Regions from separate parts of the Homo sapiens genome. Here region 1 is linked to region 2. A link is a contact called in ENCODE Hi-C or POLR2A ChIA-PET data. All regions are on one chromosome and are shown on one strand. The core of a region is the stretch at or near the end of the contact, and the rest is flanking DNA. Distances in the headings are between cores, read along the strand shown. Region 1 overlaps FMNL2 (formin like 2). Region 2 overlaps FMNL2 (formin like 2).

Region 1 (4,396 bases), core at 1,610-4,109, 34 kb before region 2:
ACAGATGTTCTCGATGGGACAAAGGAACAGACTTTCCTCTAGCACTTGCCCTAGCATTGCCTCTGGCACTTCGGCAATGTTAGGGATCTGGGGAGCAGCAGAAGGGCCGCAGAGGAGTCTTTTCATAACCTGAGGTGACAGGTTGGTGCCAATGGCGTCCTACCTTCCTCCCACAGACATGGTAGGCTCATGACGCTCGCTAGAAGTTTGCCATTTGCAACCACCCTTCTAACTATTTAGCAAGGTCAGGAATAAGCCTGAGATCAGAACACAGGCAAGAAAGTTCTCCTCCTTGGAAAGGTTTTCCTGGCTTTAACCAGGGTGGGAGTGGGAAGAGGAGGAAAGCACATAGGTGACCACTGGACACACTGTGTCCCCATGGCTCGGGCTAAAGGCGGGTGAGTGCTCCCTGGAGTGGGCCAGAGACCAGCATGAGGGAGGGAATGGAAAAGGGGCACCTGGCACCTTTTTTTTGTTCTTAGAGTTGAAGTCTCAGATACAAATATAAAAATTAAAAGAAGAAGAAGAAAAAAAAAAAAAAACCTTTTCTCAGAGGAAATGGAAGAGGGCATATGAATCCAGGATGTCTGCTTCAAGGACAATAGTCTCTTATGTAGGTTCAACTAGAATGTGTGGGCAAACCTGGAATCATCATCAGCCACCACCAAGACTTCCCGCAGACACAAAGTCAAAATGCAATGGATCAAAGCAAAATGGAGTGGAAAGATGTCAAGGCACAGTGTGACCAACAGAAACACATGGCAAATACTCAACACACTCAGTGAGGAGCAACCTACAGAAAAGCTTGATTGGCCCATCTTTTGTGGAAGCAGAAAGAACAGAGAAAATACAAAAAAAATTAGATATGGTTAGAGTCAAGTGGCTCAGCAGTTCACGCACTCAGCATAGAATTTCATGCTTCTTGGACACATTTCACAAGGCGGCACAGAGCCAAAAATTCATTTCCATTCAGGCCTGCCTCCAAGACTCAACTATTTCATTTTTAAAATTATCCTTTTTAGAAGAGGGAAGAAAAAAATTATTTCATCGTAGTGGTACCAAACAGCAATACTGAACTGTGCTAGGCATTCCATAGGATAGGAATAATTTTTACATGAAAAACAATCAACCAAAGTCCAAATTCGCATTGTGAGGATCCGAGCACATCCTCCCAGACAGACGGCAAAGGTTCCACCTGCTCAGCAGCCTGTCTCAGGTGACCTACCGGGGGAAAGGGAGCCAGGTTGTTCTATCACAGACTTGAGAGGAAGGAAGCCTTCTTCTTCAAATGCATATTTCACACTACTACTATTTTCTCTATAAAATACAAAGAAAACTCTCAACTAGATAAACTATGGGGCTCTCCTCTTGGTCTTCTGTCTTGGTCTCCAAGAACACACCTGCCCATTGAAGAGATAAGACCCTCGTGTTGCCTGTGGGTCCAGAGGCCAAGTGATGTCATAGGTTTCTGACTTCCCAGGAGGCTTCAGAATATTAGCTCAGCTCTGTCTCTTCATTCTACTGGGCATCCTGATTCTGTCTGGCCTCTTGGTTCCAGAGTGAGAGAGAGAGTTACTCAACACACTAGCAAAACATCTCACCAAATGGGCTTCAATCACTAAGAATTAACAGTCTAAATAAGGATGAATAATAAAGAAAGATTAAAGGCCTTGGAGAAATTGCCTGATCTCGAGCTATCAAAGACTCACAAGGATCTTATAATGCTTCCAAGACATCCCTCACAATCATTTAGTGGACACTTATGGAAATAAAGAGTTCCTGTATTCCCACCTACAGTCCTCTAAATTGCATGAGCCACAACAGGGACCACTTCCAAGTATAGCAAACCCTAAAAGCAGTTGGTTATCAGCCAAGCACAGAGCTCTACACCTTAAAATATTGAGGCAATTGACAGAGCCAACACATTTTTAAAATCAAGTAGTGGGAAGAACCCAAGCAAAACAATTAATAAATAGATCAATCACACAGGACATGGCCCCTTGGAAGGAAGCTCTAGACACATCTCAGCCTCTGGGCTCTCACTCGGCTAAGGCGGTTCTGAGGTCTATGTTAGTGCTCAGGTGCGTGGAAGTGGGTGCTAAATCACACATCAGCGTTTGTCAGAGACAAAGGAAGCAGCCCCAAATGAGATACCACAGCAGACACATCTCACAGCAAGTGCGCCTTGGGGGCTACCAAGAGTGCCTAATCAGGGTGGCCAGGTGCACGGGACGATAATGGGTTTCCACACCCAGTTACTGACAACAGCCTGGTGATGGAACACATTCCCGGGGCTTGATATGAGGTTTCTTGTTTGTCTGTTTATATTCCATAGTCCATCAGTTCCACGATGACTCTGCTCCAACTTTTCTCCTTCAGAAGTAATAAAAGTTCTAGAAGAAAGTGGTAGACGGGGAAGATCTTGAAGGGTAGAAATAAGTCACCGATTTACTGTGGACCTTACTGTGAACTGGAATCTTGTTTCCCTGACAGTTTTATATAGAAGTCGGGGTGGAAGTAAAACCATGGATTTGATGTGGAGTGAATTTATTCTAGGTGACTCTGGGGCATCCAAAAGGGCTCCAGTCATTGGGATGAATGAGCCCCAGTGACCGGCTGGCAGAGCTGCAGATGGGATCCTGGAAGGGATGGAGATTGGGAAATCTTTACAGCTAAGACTGGCTTTTAGACTTTGGGCAAAAGGCTCTGAGAACTATCACAGCCTTGGAAATGGAGGCTATTAGAGTGGTAGTTCTTTATTGTAAATAAGAGACCTCATGAACAGGCTGAAGTAAATGAGGAGGCAGAATTACCCCACGTCACAGGGATGGCAAAGCTTAGAGCAATTCCAGATGCCAGGGAAACACTTCAGGACTGAGAAAACGGCTCGTAGCGTCATCTTTGTTTCCGTGAGTCAAAACAAAGAGCTTAGATTTCAAGGCATTAGAGTGACTCTTCCTCCTGCTCTAACCCCTACCTCCCATTTTATTTCTGGTGAGGTGAGGATGCTGTTTTCTATCTTCTGGTTGGCAAGAGGACATGAATTATTTGGCAGCATTTTAAGGCATGATAATACGGCTGTTGGCAGCACTTCCTCCTTGAAGTTTAAATCCACTCTAGCAAATTCTGATGTTCTCGAATGCTCAGAAGACATGCCTGGAAGCCTACGTCAGGCAATTACACATAAAAGCATGTTTCCCTTTTATAGATGACATCAAAAATACCATTTAAAAAAAAAAAGATCCAGAAGCACTCAATGTCTGTGCCTAATACTGAGCTTTGAATACTACAGGTGTCCAGAAAGTATCTGCTGAACCCACAAAAATGCACTGATCCTCAAGCAGGTAGCTTGTCTCTCTTCCATTCTCTCGGTGGGGCCAGTGGAAGGCAGGAAGATGGTGTAGGAGATCAGAACCTCCCATTGTGGGGTGTGGTTGTGACAAAGACTACTCAGAGCAAAGTGCCTCCCATGCGTGATGATGTTCCCTCTATCGGCTACATCAGCAGGAATTTCTTATACTAGGAAGAGATACACATCATTGCAAGAGACCTGGACTTTGAAAGAATAGCTTCAACTCTCCGAGATAAGACAGCATTTCTGATATGAGTACCTGGGTTTGAATTCTGTGCTCTTACCTGCTAATCCTGAGTTGAAAACCACTGTGGGTGAAGATGTTCCAGGCAGCGGAGGTGCAGAGGGAAGGGGAGGTGCTAAGGGAGGAGCTGGTACAGTCTCAGCTGCAGGGCCTGGGAGAGGAGGAGGCGGAGGGGGCGGTGGGGGAGGAGGAGGTGGAGGAGGGGGCGGCGGCGGCGGTGGCATAGGTGGTGTTACTGGACCATTTTGCACTAGCAAAGAAAAAAGAAACAGATGGACTTTGAAAATACGGGAATGGCTTTCCTGCAATAAGCCATGTGCATATAAAGCCATCTGAAAACAACACACTTAAAAGGACAAAGGACTGTTTTCAAAAACCAAAAAATGTCCTCATTGACATGTGGGAAAAATATTTCAACATATGTGAAATGAGGATTTATAAATTTAATCTCAAAATGTAAACAGTTAAGAACTACTCAAGAAAACCAATTCTTAAAGAACATGCCAACAAAAACGGACAAAGGACAGAAGTGGACAGTTGGCAAAAGAAGAAATACAAATATTCCAAAACTTCCTCAGTCCTCCTGCCAAGGCTTCTTACCTGTTTCAGGTGTGTCTGATGAGGGAGGCAGTGGTGGTGGAGGAGGGGGCAAGGGTCCTGAGGAAGCGGCCCCCATTGTGGGTCCCACAGAGTTACCTGCTACCACTTCTGACCCCATGGACAATGTGCCAGAAGCCACAACTGGCAGTATGGCGATATCCCCATCCCCTTTCTTCTGAATTTTAATGGTCCCTTGTTTC
Region 2 (4,594 bases), core at 240-2,739:
AGGATACCAGCCTTCATTCCCTTAACCAGATGTTAAAGACACTAATGGTAAAGAAATAACTAGTTCATTACCAGAAAATAAACTTGGACATCCTATGAAAATGGCTCCTTTCTCTAGGGAAGGCTCTCACAATATCATTTGCCCATAGTAGATTCACATGAAAGAATTAAAAACTATCTTTTTTATCTCCAATCAAAAAGTTTATAAAGTTTTCAGTCAAAAGGAAAAACCAAGTATTGGATTGAGTAAAGAAGAGGGAGAAAATGAAAGACGAATAACAATAAACATTTTGGTAAATCTCATACAGTTACTGAGGTACGAGACTTACTGAGGTATACAGACTACAATGGTATGAGCCCACAGCTCTCTCTCCCACCCCACATGTTCTGCACAGTAACCCGACGGCCAATCATCAAGAAGAGAAGCCATTGCCTTCCCCTTGCATCCGGGTTGGGCTCAGGGCCTCACTGGGAACCCAGATAACATGGCAGAAGTGACCACTACACGGCTTCTAAGACCAGCTCAGAAGACACTCAGCAGCCTCTGGCTCTTTGAATGGTGGCTCTTCAGATGCTCCTTCCTGGGGCACTCTCCCTCAGAAGCCAGATGCTATGCTGTGAGAAGCCCAAGCCACGTGGAGTTCTACATGGAGGCTCTCTGGTTGATAGTCCCAGCTGGGCCCAGTCCTTGAGAGGTATCATAGCTCAAAAACTAGGTATGTGGGTGAAACAGCCTCCAGATGGACTGGCATCCCCAGTCAATCAGGTCTTCCCTGATGAGGCCCCAGACAAAACAAAGAAGAGACAATCCCTGCCATGCCAGCCTGGCTTCCTGACCCACAGAAGCCAGGAGCCTAAAAAAATGAAGTGTGGGGTACTTTCGTATCCACAGCAAAAAATTGCAACAGTTGATAAACAGACAAAAAAAGTTACTCAGCAGCACTAACACCACATTAAGACTAGGACTTTGCTTCCTAATGCTAAGGAGGAGGACCAGTCAAGAAGAATCTTGGTTAATTAGATCAATCTAATTCTGGCCTGATACCATGAAATACATACATGCTCTACGGCTGTGGCTCCTACAGTTTGAGACTTGAGAGAATACATTGCTTATAGTTCAATGAGAGACTGAAAAATGTGAGTACCCTTACTTTACCACTTAGGAAGTTATCTGGATGGTCTCATGCTAGATTTACAATCCTATACCCTCAAATGCTTGGGAGGTTAGATTACATGGGATTAAACTCAGAGGGATGCTGGAAGCACACCAAAATCTTCACTCTCCTTCCTGCCCAATTTGGTCCACTATAAATAAAACTTGACAGGCTTTCTTAGTTCAACTTAATAATGTGTAGCACGAGTGCCTTCAGATGCCCAGTAGCTAAACCACACATCAGCTTTCTTAGGAAGCCTTCTAGCAACAGGCAGAAAAAAGAACAACTACTGCCAAGAGTGCTGTGCACAAGAGTGCTGGTGGCCTCGAGTGACTCATTCAACAAGGCTCCATCTTTCTGTACTGGAAGGTCAAAAGTGGGAGGGAGTTGAGCCTTTAATAACCAAACTCAGGCTTTTTTGCTAAAGCCAGATGCTGTCATTACAGAAGCAGATGAGAATACAGTTATAATTGATCCGAAATCCTGATGAATTCCAGGTGCACCTCCCAGCAGCCTGGGAGAGCTGGTGCCTCAAAGCCCTCAGAGGATTTTATTACTCATGTCATAGTGGCTGTTCCACTGTAGAGTCTACAGGGCCTCAGTACTTTTCCTCTTTGACTTCAGAAGGAAGCATTTTTTTTTTTTTTTTTTGCCAAACCTTTGGAGACACTTTTTAAAAGCAAGCCATTTTCTCAAATATATCAAAGAATATAATGGAAAAAGTAAAAAGACTAAGAAAAAGTTGAGAGCAAGAGCTAGGTTGAAGACTTCAAGGTTCCCCTTGGTAATGAGATGAAGCGTAGTGTTTAGAAATCTGAAGTGGGGACTGGTTGAGGTCCTTAACCAGTAGATAAGAGTTTTATGAGCCAGCAGATTGCTAGCTATGGTCCATGTCATTTGGAAGAGAAGAAAAAGCATGACCAGAACCCCAAATGGTATTTCTGGTGGCGCAGCTTCAAAGGCAGAGCCAGAGTATAGCCACATTTTAGGAATGCCTGCCCATTTTCCAAGCCTGGTTCTCCAGGCTCCTTGTCAAGTCTGTGCTTTTCTCAACATCTTTTCGATCAACCCTTTCCTCTATGTGTTAGAGTCAGTTTCTGCTTCTTGCAAAGAAGACTCTGAACTAATATAAATATCCAAAGGGTGGTTTTTACTTCCAAATGTATTTTTTTCTGTTTGGTAGTCTCGGGGCTCAAAAATATACACTGCCACACAACTAAGAAAACATCAATTTAGGTAAGATGGTCATATGTCCTTCCATGGGGCTATTAATAAATTAGCCAATAAGAAAAAATAGATGACTCCTTTTTCTCACCCTGGTCTTTATTTCAAGACCATAAATTTTCGTTAAGAGATATTTCAACACAAAACCAGATGTGTTAATCCCCTTAAAAAATTGTTTTTTAAGGAAAAAAGAATTCAAGGAGCACAATGGTTGACTGTTAATGATTTAGTCTTCATCTACTCAATACACTCATGTTTTCAGGCATGTCACAAACCACGCACAGTATAAGCTTACTATCTGTATTCATGTAATTAAGACTCATTTGTCATCATGTACATTGAAGCCATGTATGTGTTTGCTCAGTGACATCAGGCTTAGACCCCAATCCCACCCCCACCATAAGCAAAGCTTTGGGTTAACATTCTTGCCACCATCACATACCATTAAACTAAAGGTGCTCCCTGCCTTCCTAAAACATGCACTTCAGCTATTACAAGATTTGTAGCAAGATTTTTTAAGGAAAAAAAATATAAGATTGGGATTCTAAATATTCATCAAAACATGAGAAAATGATGTAGTCATACATAAAAATCTTTCAACAGCCAAATAATAACTTCCTTTAATTTACATCTGAACTAATTAATTAGTGGTGGTCAAATTAGATAGAATGGATTTATTGGCTCAAGAGGTAGAGGGGGAAAAATCCTGCTACATAAACTACTTAAGATACATGGCCTTTTAAATGTCTTTCTAGCATCTGGTTCCATATTGCGTTAGTACGCTTGGCTATGCTCTAACAGTGATCAAAGCCCAAAGGATCTGGCTACTCTAAAGCATATTACTTTATTTGCAAAAAATAGATGTTGAACTCCCCTACTTCACCCCTCATTCCTGCCAATAAAAACAAAGATAATCCTTTCATCCTTCTTAGGCAGATGAATGGAATCCCAACTTACTAAAAAAGATGAAAAGCTTTAAAAACAATCTTCTCGAAGGCAAAGACTCTTCTTTGGTCCTCCTTCCTGGTATCCTGGTACCTGGTATGGTACTCTCTCTGCCATATGTGGCTCAAAAGGAATTATTCACTGAACAAAACCCTATCTGCACAGGCATGCCAGAATATAATAATGAATATTATTATAAAACCAGAAGATTCCAATGACATTTTGGTTAAAGAGGTTAAAGAATTCACTTTACTATGATGTGAAAAAAAAAAAATTCACTCACGCAAAGATGGGAGAAAAAGAGGAAGGGATTTAAGAGACTTTGAGCTGTGAGCGGCATTGCATGTTTTAGAAAGCAAGATCAACACAGAATAACACCTTTTGCACCTCAAGATTGGATAAATCGGTTGAGGCTCTTCTGACCTATCTATAACAACTAAGTTTGTCGGGGGCATGTTGCTACCTTGTCTTCATTCCCATGGCTATTAGGATAATAATCCATTTGCTTGGTCTGTCTATATGGTTTTTAGACAAGAATAATGCAGGATGGTTGCAGCAGAATAAAAAATTCTAGGCAGCAGTTTCACATGACTAAGCAAAAGGAAACTGCTGAAATAGCTGCAGAAGCTTGGGGCTGATAAGACCCTGAAAAACAGGGTGTGGGCCAAGCTGGCAAAGACAAACTGGGTCCAACATGGTGCTGGATTTGATCCAGGTTTCTCCTAGGACCTTATTCTATGCTCATTCACATATTCAATCATATACCCACCAGTGCCATGACAGTTCCAGAACATCGTTATTTGAGGTAAAAATGGGTAGCACCATAGTTCTGAGAAATCTCCAGCTTCTTCCAGGAATCTCCGTGAATACTCCATCCCTTGGTTAAAGAAATCCATAAAGGTAGCAGCCCCAAACCACCTTGTGTGACTCTCTCAAGCATGCCCACACTCCCCTTTCTTGAGTGTGTACTTTTTGCTTTGCAATAAATCTCCACACTTTCACTATTTTCTAACTCATACTTGAATTCATTCTTGTGAGGATGTCAAGCGCCTAGACACCAGCAGGGTTTGGGGTCCCACCAGCATTTGAGGACCTCCCCTAGCCCACTGCTATCACCTTCTATCAGATGCAAATGCCTATGCCAAGGACAGTACCTGAAGACCTACCATCACTCCTGATTAATTACAGAAATGAGGCCAGTTTTGGTTAAAGCTCTAAGAATTCAATGTCAAAAGTAATTTAGTTCTCATTACTATTGTCCAGGTATTAGAC

What was found. Hi-C counts contacts between places; a loop is a spot of excess contacts on that map. ChIA-PET counts read pairs that join two places held with the same protein, here RNA polymerase II (POLR2A). Pooled maps may share reads with other maps.
Region 1: a map of endothelial cell of hepatic sinusoid shows a loop between it and region 2 (6-fold over the local background). The contact joins two enhancer-like sites. A Hi-C loop is called at or near these places in 9 of 168 maps with a recorded cell type or tissue (A673, CD14-positive monocyte, IMR-90 and 6 more), 4 of 37 single-sample maps with no recorded cell type and 10 of 50 pooled maps. POLR2A ChIA-PET finds 5 or more read pairs at or near these places in 2 of 52 experiments (GM12878 and activated T-cell).

What each region holds. Positions count from the first base shown.
Region 1 is chr2:152,618,959-152,623,354 of GRCh38, reverse strand. It overlaps FMNL2 (formin like 2), which reads right to left. Exons shown (of 26, transcript NM_052905.4): 14 at 4,197-4,396; 15 at 3,637-3,846. Among named protein-coding and RNA genes, the nearest start is that of PRPF40A, 96 kb to the left of the region's middle. RefSeq lists an enhancer at 3,939-4,396. Within about 2 kb of position 2,859, at least 3 of the 41 ENCODE cell types and tissues checked have a DNase peak (open chromatin) inside an H3K27ac peak, as active enhancers do.
Region 2 is chr2:152,583,131-152,587,724 of GRCh38, reverse strand. The region is part of intron 9 of FMNL2 (formin like 2); the gene reads right to left. Among named protein-coding and RNA genes, the nearest start is that of PRPF40A, 130 kb to the left of the region's middle. Within about 2 kb of position 1,489, at least 4 of the 41 ENCODE cell types and tissues checked have a DNase peak (open chromatin) inside an H3K27ac peak, as active enhancers do.